Linked DNA regions of Mus musculus: region 1 is linked to region 2. A link is a loop called in an ENCODE intact Hi-C map of the cell type or tissue named here. Cell type or tissue: heart. All regions are shown on one strand. Each heading gives the region's core, and the rest is flanking DNA. Links, peaks and the distances in the headings are about the cores only. Region 1 has its middle 5.2 kb from the start of Mir181c. Region 2 holds the start of Dcaf15 (DDB1 and CUL4 associated factor 15).

What was found. Peaks named below come from ENCODE experiments on the same cell type or tissue, not always from the same donor. Only the 100,000 strongest peaks of a DNase experiment are listed, where the experiment ranks them.
Region 1: a loop joins it to region 2, with 4 times the contacts of the local background. A loop is called at or near these places in 1 of 42 quality-filtered maps.

What each region holds. Positions count from the first base shown.
Region 1 is chr8:84,182,683-84,185,581 of GRCm38, reverse strand. No RefSeq gene overlaps it. Among named protein-coding and RNA genes, the nearest start is that of Mir181c, 5.2 kb to the right of the region's middle. In heart, for the core only: no CTCF peak of the experiment used is centred there; a DNase peak (open chromatin) is centred at 1,741; H3K4me3 peaks cover 1,731 bases; H3K27ac peaks cover 2,019 bases.
Region 2 is chr8:84,103,067-84,105,901 of GRCm38, reverse strand. It overlaps Dcaf15 (DDB1 and CUL4 associated factor 15), which reads left to right and starts at 1,105. Exons shown (of 13, transcript NM_001357322.1): 1 at 1,105-1,285. The coding sequence starts at 1,154. In heart, for the core only: a CTCF peak has its summit at 1,523; DNase peaks (open chromatin) are centred at 1,001 and 2,091; H3K4me3 peaks cover 2,077 bases; H3K27ac peaks cover 1,669 bases.

The DNA.
Region 1 (2,899 bases), core at 248-2,747, 80 kb before region 2:
TTTGTTTTTGTTAGGACAGGATTTCTCTGTGAAGCTCTGGCTATTCTAGAACTCACTCTGTAGACCAGGCTGGCCTCAGAACTCAGAGATCCCCCTGCCTCTCCAGTGCTGGGACTAAAGGCGTGCGCCACAACCCAGCTGGTGTTCCTGTTTTTTATTTTCTTTGAGACTGAGTTTCATGTAGCTCAGGCTGGCCTCAAGTTCTTTGTAGGCAATGCTGACCTTGATCGGATGCTCGTACCTCTATTTCCAGAGTGCTGCACCACCTTGCTTCTTTTGTGCTGTGCTAGGATGGAACCCAGGGCTTTCTGCATGCTGGCTTAGCACTCCACCAACTTGAGCCGCACCCTCAACCCCCAAATTACAATGCACTCCCATTTATTTCCTCGCATACGCCTTACTCTGAACCCCAGAGAATTTTCCTGGGCCAGTGGAGACTTGTCTAAGTAGGAGGATGTCTGGAAGCCTATCAAGGAGAAACTGAGGCAGGAATGCAGTAAGGAGTTAAAGGAAGGCAGGCAGCCGACAGGAATCCCAGCGCTGCAGGCCCACAAAGGTAACAGCCTGGGTTTGAGGGGGGCTAAAGTCTTCAGCCCCCGGACTTGAGAAGGGCAAACATACATGCAGTATAATGTTGGCTCAGCCCCAGGCTGGTTTGACCTTCCTCTCAACTGAGCCTGTGCAGGACTGGGTATGTTTGGGAGCACTTGGAGGTCTGTGTGAAGATTCCAGAGCCGCTCAGCAGTGCTCTCTTCCTGTGGTGCTCAGGGTAGCTGCCACTTTGGGGTTCTGCATATGCATCTCTGACAGATCTGGAGTCCTCTTACCCCTGTGTGTGCCCATCCCAGGAAGAGCTTGTACAAGACCATATGTGCATGTGTGTGTGTGTGTGAGAGAGAATGTGTGTGTGAGTGTGAGAAAGTGTCTGTGTGTTTCTGTGTGTGTGTGTGCTCCAACTTCCAAGAAGCAAGTGTTAGGTGCCTGCCTACCTTGTGGTCCTGCTTCTCTCTGTAACCATGTAAGGCTGAGGTGTGTATTTGTGTACCCATTAGTTGTGAGTGGCGGAGACTGTGTCTGTTGGACCCTGTGGACATGTTTTGTTTTTTTGTTTGTTTTGAGACAGAACCTATAGCTCTGGCTTGTCTCAAACTCACTCCTTAGTCCAGGCTGGCTTAGAATCGCGGTACTCCCGCTTCAGGCTCCTGAGTCCAGCATTACCAGTGTGGACGGGCTCACCAGCTGTGTTCTGTACATCTTAGGTTTTTCCGAAAATCTTCGGGTTTTCCTAGGCTATGCCTGGGTTGTGTGTACATGGTGGGGTGTGATCTGTGAACCTGGGCTCTGGCTAGGTATATTCAGTTCTAAGAACATTCCGTGCTGTCCCTCAAAGAGGCGTCTGCCGCTCCCAGGTGTCCCTACGTGTGTGGCCGCCACCCCCTTCGTCCGGCGGGTGTACGCCCCAAGGCCCCCCTCGCACCTTCCCTGTCTGTGGCCCGCGTGCCTTTGTGCGCGCGTGCTCCCGCCGAGCCAGAAGGGCTGCATGCATCCCAGGTCCCTGCCCGCGCCCCGAGTCCCCCTCGAGCTGCAGCGTGGAGTACGAGGGCTTGCAGGCGGCCCGGGGCGCGCACGGCCGCAGCTGGACCCACCGGCCGGTGCCGCGCGGGGGCCTCGGGGGCGCGGGCGCGTGGCCGCGGGTTCGAACCGCTCGGTCCCTTCCCGCGCGAGCGGCCGGGTGGGCTCCCGGACCCTGGCGGAGCGGAGGGCGCTGCGGCGGCGGAGACGAGGTGAGCGCGGGCCGGGGCGGGGGGCGCACCTGCCGGTCACGGCCACGGCCGAGGCCTCCATTGTTCCCGGCCGTGTGGCCCGGGACGCCGCCTGCACCCGCCGCGGTCGCGAGCGCCTGGGCCGGGCCGACCGGGGCGCTTTGTTCTCGGGGCGCGGGGCGGGAGGCTGCCTCCGGGGGTACAGACCGCATCTGCACGGTGATCGTGGGGACAAGGTTTGCCGACTAGATCCCACCCTCCAAAAGTGGCTGCAGAAAGGAAAGATGGCCCCGATTACTCTTGCTGAGGAGCCCTAGCTTTAAAGCGACCGGGCGCCTTTCCAGGGGACCTCTCCCCGGAGGGCATGCATGCTGGGGCTGGGGGCCGCAGAAGCCACTTCTTGAGCTAACTGGGGGCTGAGAAAGTACCCCCATCACACTTGGGTTGCCCCATTTCCTTCCCACCCATCCCCCACCTCTCACAGCCGCACTTGCCAAACCAAAATTAGTCTCAAGTCATCAGACAAAGTCCTAAAAGCCACCCGCACGACACAGACACACACTATCCCATTAATAATCTAATTTCCTAAGCACACAGTCAACCACAACACTGACACTCGTGTACACACTGCACCCACAAAGGCCAGGAACATACCCCTGCAGAGGAACAGTCACTAGTGGAAGGTTGGGCACAATGTAGAGACACACCACACTGGTAGTGCCCACCCTCACCTGGTCACTCACACATCTAGAATAACTGACAACCACAGGTGCAGGACGGTCCCTGTAGTAACTTGGTGTGCAAATAAGGACACCCCTCGTGAGCTCAAAGCCGGTCCCAGCTATCCTGACACAGAAACACCAGAACACAGGTGTGCATGTTGACACAGATACCCATAGAGACAGTCACTCATAAAGCCATGACTCCTTATGGAGGTAGACCTGGTGGCACAGGCCAGTCCTCCTAGCCCTTGGGAGAGTGAGACAGGAGGATGGGAAGCTCAAAGCCTACTTGAGTTTCAGAGTGAACCTGAGGTCTTCCTGGGCAATTTAGAGACTCTGTCTTTAAGAACAGTGGAGCCCAGAAGTGATAGAGCACAGTTTTAATCTCACATCTGGGAGGGAGAAGCAGGCAGG
Region 2 (2,835 bases), core at 336-2,835:
TTAGTCTTGAACCTCTCCAGAAACCTTTGTCTTTGCTGGAATATTCCTCCTCCCCCGCTTCACAAAGCTACTTTGCATCCAACTGCCTTTCTACCCATACCTGGAATTCAAGGACAGGTACTCATTTCCTTGTTTATGACCTGTCCTGTTAGCTGGGTTCTCAATAAACCGAATGTGGCTGTAAAAAGAGCAGCCAGCAGTCTGGGTACACAAGTGCCATGTCTTCAGGGGAGTTCACTTTATGCCTGTTCCACGTGTAAAATAAAGGACCATTGCAGAGATTGAGTGAATGTAGGCAAAACTGGTGCATGAAGCTGTCATGTCCCGTAATATTTATTACCATTATTAATTAGTATGATAGGCTTAACAGGCCTTCCACAGGAGGTGCAAACTCAGAACCACGCCTGACCCATGGAAATTAATTTTTTTAAAAACAGCATGATATCTGTCTGATGCTATCATCGTCATCGTCGTCCGGAAGATGCTTTGTTTTGTTTCTTTGTTTGTTTTTCTGAGACAAGAGTCTCTCTGTGTAGCCCTGGCTATCCTAGAACTCACTCAGGCTGGCCTCAAACTCAAAGAGATCCACTTGCCTCTGCCTCGTAAGTGCTGGAAAGGCGTGAACCATCACGCCCGGCCTGGAAGATGTTTTAAAACGAGCCATTTTTTTCCCCACCGCCTTTTCCTGGTCTCCTCCCTAGCTGCCCAGGGATGCTCCTCAGGCCTCGGCCCTCCCAGCCTGAGCCAGAGCCAGGGCTGGAGATTCTGGCCCTTATGGACCACAGGTTCCCATAGCCCCGCCCACAGGCCGCTGGACGGCCAGTGGTTTCCACGGAAACCCACTCAGGGGCGTGACAATGTCAAGCCTGACAGAAATCTTCGCCTATTCAGTTGAAGTTTTTTGGCCGAGGAGCGCCAAAGTGGTTTCTGAGTGGTTTATCTTTAATGAAGGGCGGGAATAAGGCGGGAGCTGTTACCATCTTTACCAACCAAAAACCAAGATAGCTTTGATGGACAAGCGTAGCGGGAAGCGACAAGGAATGCCGGCTGTCACCCAACCGGCCGGCCGCAGTAAGGAGAAAAGGCCAATCAGAAAGTGCCAGGGGCGGGGCTAAGGGACCGGTTGCTCCGGAAGTGGAGGGAGGGGGTGAAAATGGCGCCCAGCTCGAAATCGGAGCGGAACAGCGGGGCCGGGAGCGCCGGCGGAGGCCCTGGGGGGACCGGGGGGAAGCGGGCGGTGGGGCGGCGGCGGGAACACGTTCTCAAGCAGCTGGAGCGAGTCAAGGTGAGGCCTGGCGTCTGAGGCGAGCGCGCCCGGTTGTGAGGAGGAGGGGACGCGGGAGGCGGCGGAGGGAGGGCGGCGCGGCGAGGTGGGGGGCGGGGCCGGGAGGGGGCTGGGCGGGCCGGGCGGTGGGGATGGGGATGGGTTTGGCGGTGTGGAGGCTGGTGCTGAGGCGCGGGCTGGGCTGGCGAAGGTTGGTGACTTGTGTGCAGCCAGTGAGGCGGGTCACCTGCAGGGGGCCTTGAATGAAGGCTGCTAGGCGAGATCAGTGAAGAAGGAAGGGGCTTGGGTGGCGGAGGCCGGGGAGAATCATGGAGGAAAGACCGGGGATGGAGGCTGATGGGCGGGTTACTGTAGAAGCTGTCCGAGGAATCTGGAGGAAGGGGAGACCTTGGTTTAGACCGATTTTTCAAAGCACTGCCCCTTGTTGGAGCTACCCCCCCAAACCCCTGAAGAGCCCCTGCTACCGACAATGGGCAGCCTCTGTTGGATGCTCCCTGTCTGTCCAAGCTCTGACCATCTCTATATCTAGTGCTTGTACCTAGGTCTGCCTCACTCATTGAATGGAGGAATGTTTCCAGAGTAGGGCCAGGTCTTCTCAAAGTGGAAGCCACTTAGGGCTCTGTCTCCCTTGTCAGAGGACACCTGAAAGGACAGGGATGTGAATAATGTTAGGTGGGCAGCTGTGGAGCAAGATTGTCTATGTGCACAGGAAGTTGGGAACTGGGTAAGGGCGAACTGTGCTTTTTCCTGGTGCTCCCTAAGCAAGGCTGTGGCTCTGCCCTTAGCCTAGACACTCCCTGGGCAAGGGTTATATCCTCTCAGGAAGGCTTGTCTGACAAAGCCATTCCCTTCATGGGTCGAGATGAACTAGGGGCAAGGTGCCAGGCCTTCTTTCCCACTAGATGGCTATCTTTTGAAGGCGGGCCAGAATAGCTCCCCAGTGGTCAGCTTTATGCCTGTTTCCTCAGATCCTTCCTTGGTGATGTTTTAGGGTGTGACAGTTGATTGGCAGTTAATTAAGAAAGGGGTTTTCTTAATAATGGATTGGAGCATTGGGAATACTGGGAGCTTTTGGTTCGGAGGCTCTATAGGTATAGGCTCTTGCCACCAAACCTAATAATGTGTGAGATCCCCAGGAGCCACGCAGTGAGAGGACATAGAGACTCCTGCAAGCTGTCCTCGCCTCTACTGTGAGTTGTAGTCTGCACAGTAACTACATTATCAAGAGAGAGATGGGTCCCCTTGTGGGCTAATTGGGAGCAGGCAGATAAATGCATGGCCCCACATCCTAGTCTCATGCGTCAGTTTTCAGGAAGGAGTCAGTTGTCCCAGTGAGGGATCCTTCCACAGGGAGACGTAGGGCTAGGGCTGGGAGGACTCTGGATCCAAACGGGGCTACGGCTGGGATGTAACCTGGGTCCTTGGTGGGGGTGGGGTGCTTTGTAAGGTCACTTGGCTTTGGTGTCTCCATCTGCCCCAGCAGTGGGCCTGGGGAAGCCTCGGCCTCTGGGAAGGAGGCTGGGAGGCTGCTTGGCTAAAGAGCCCTGGCT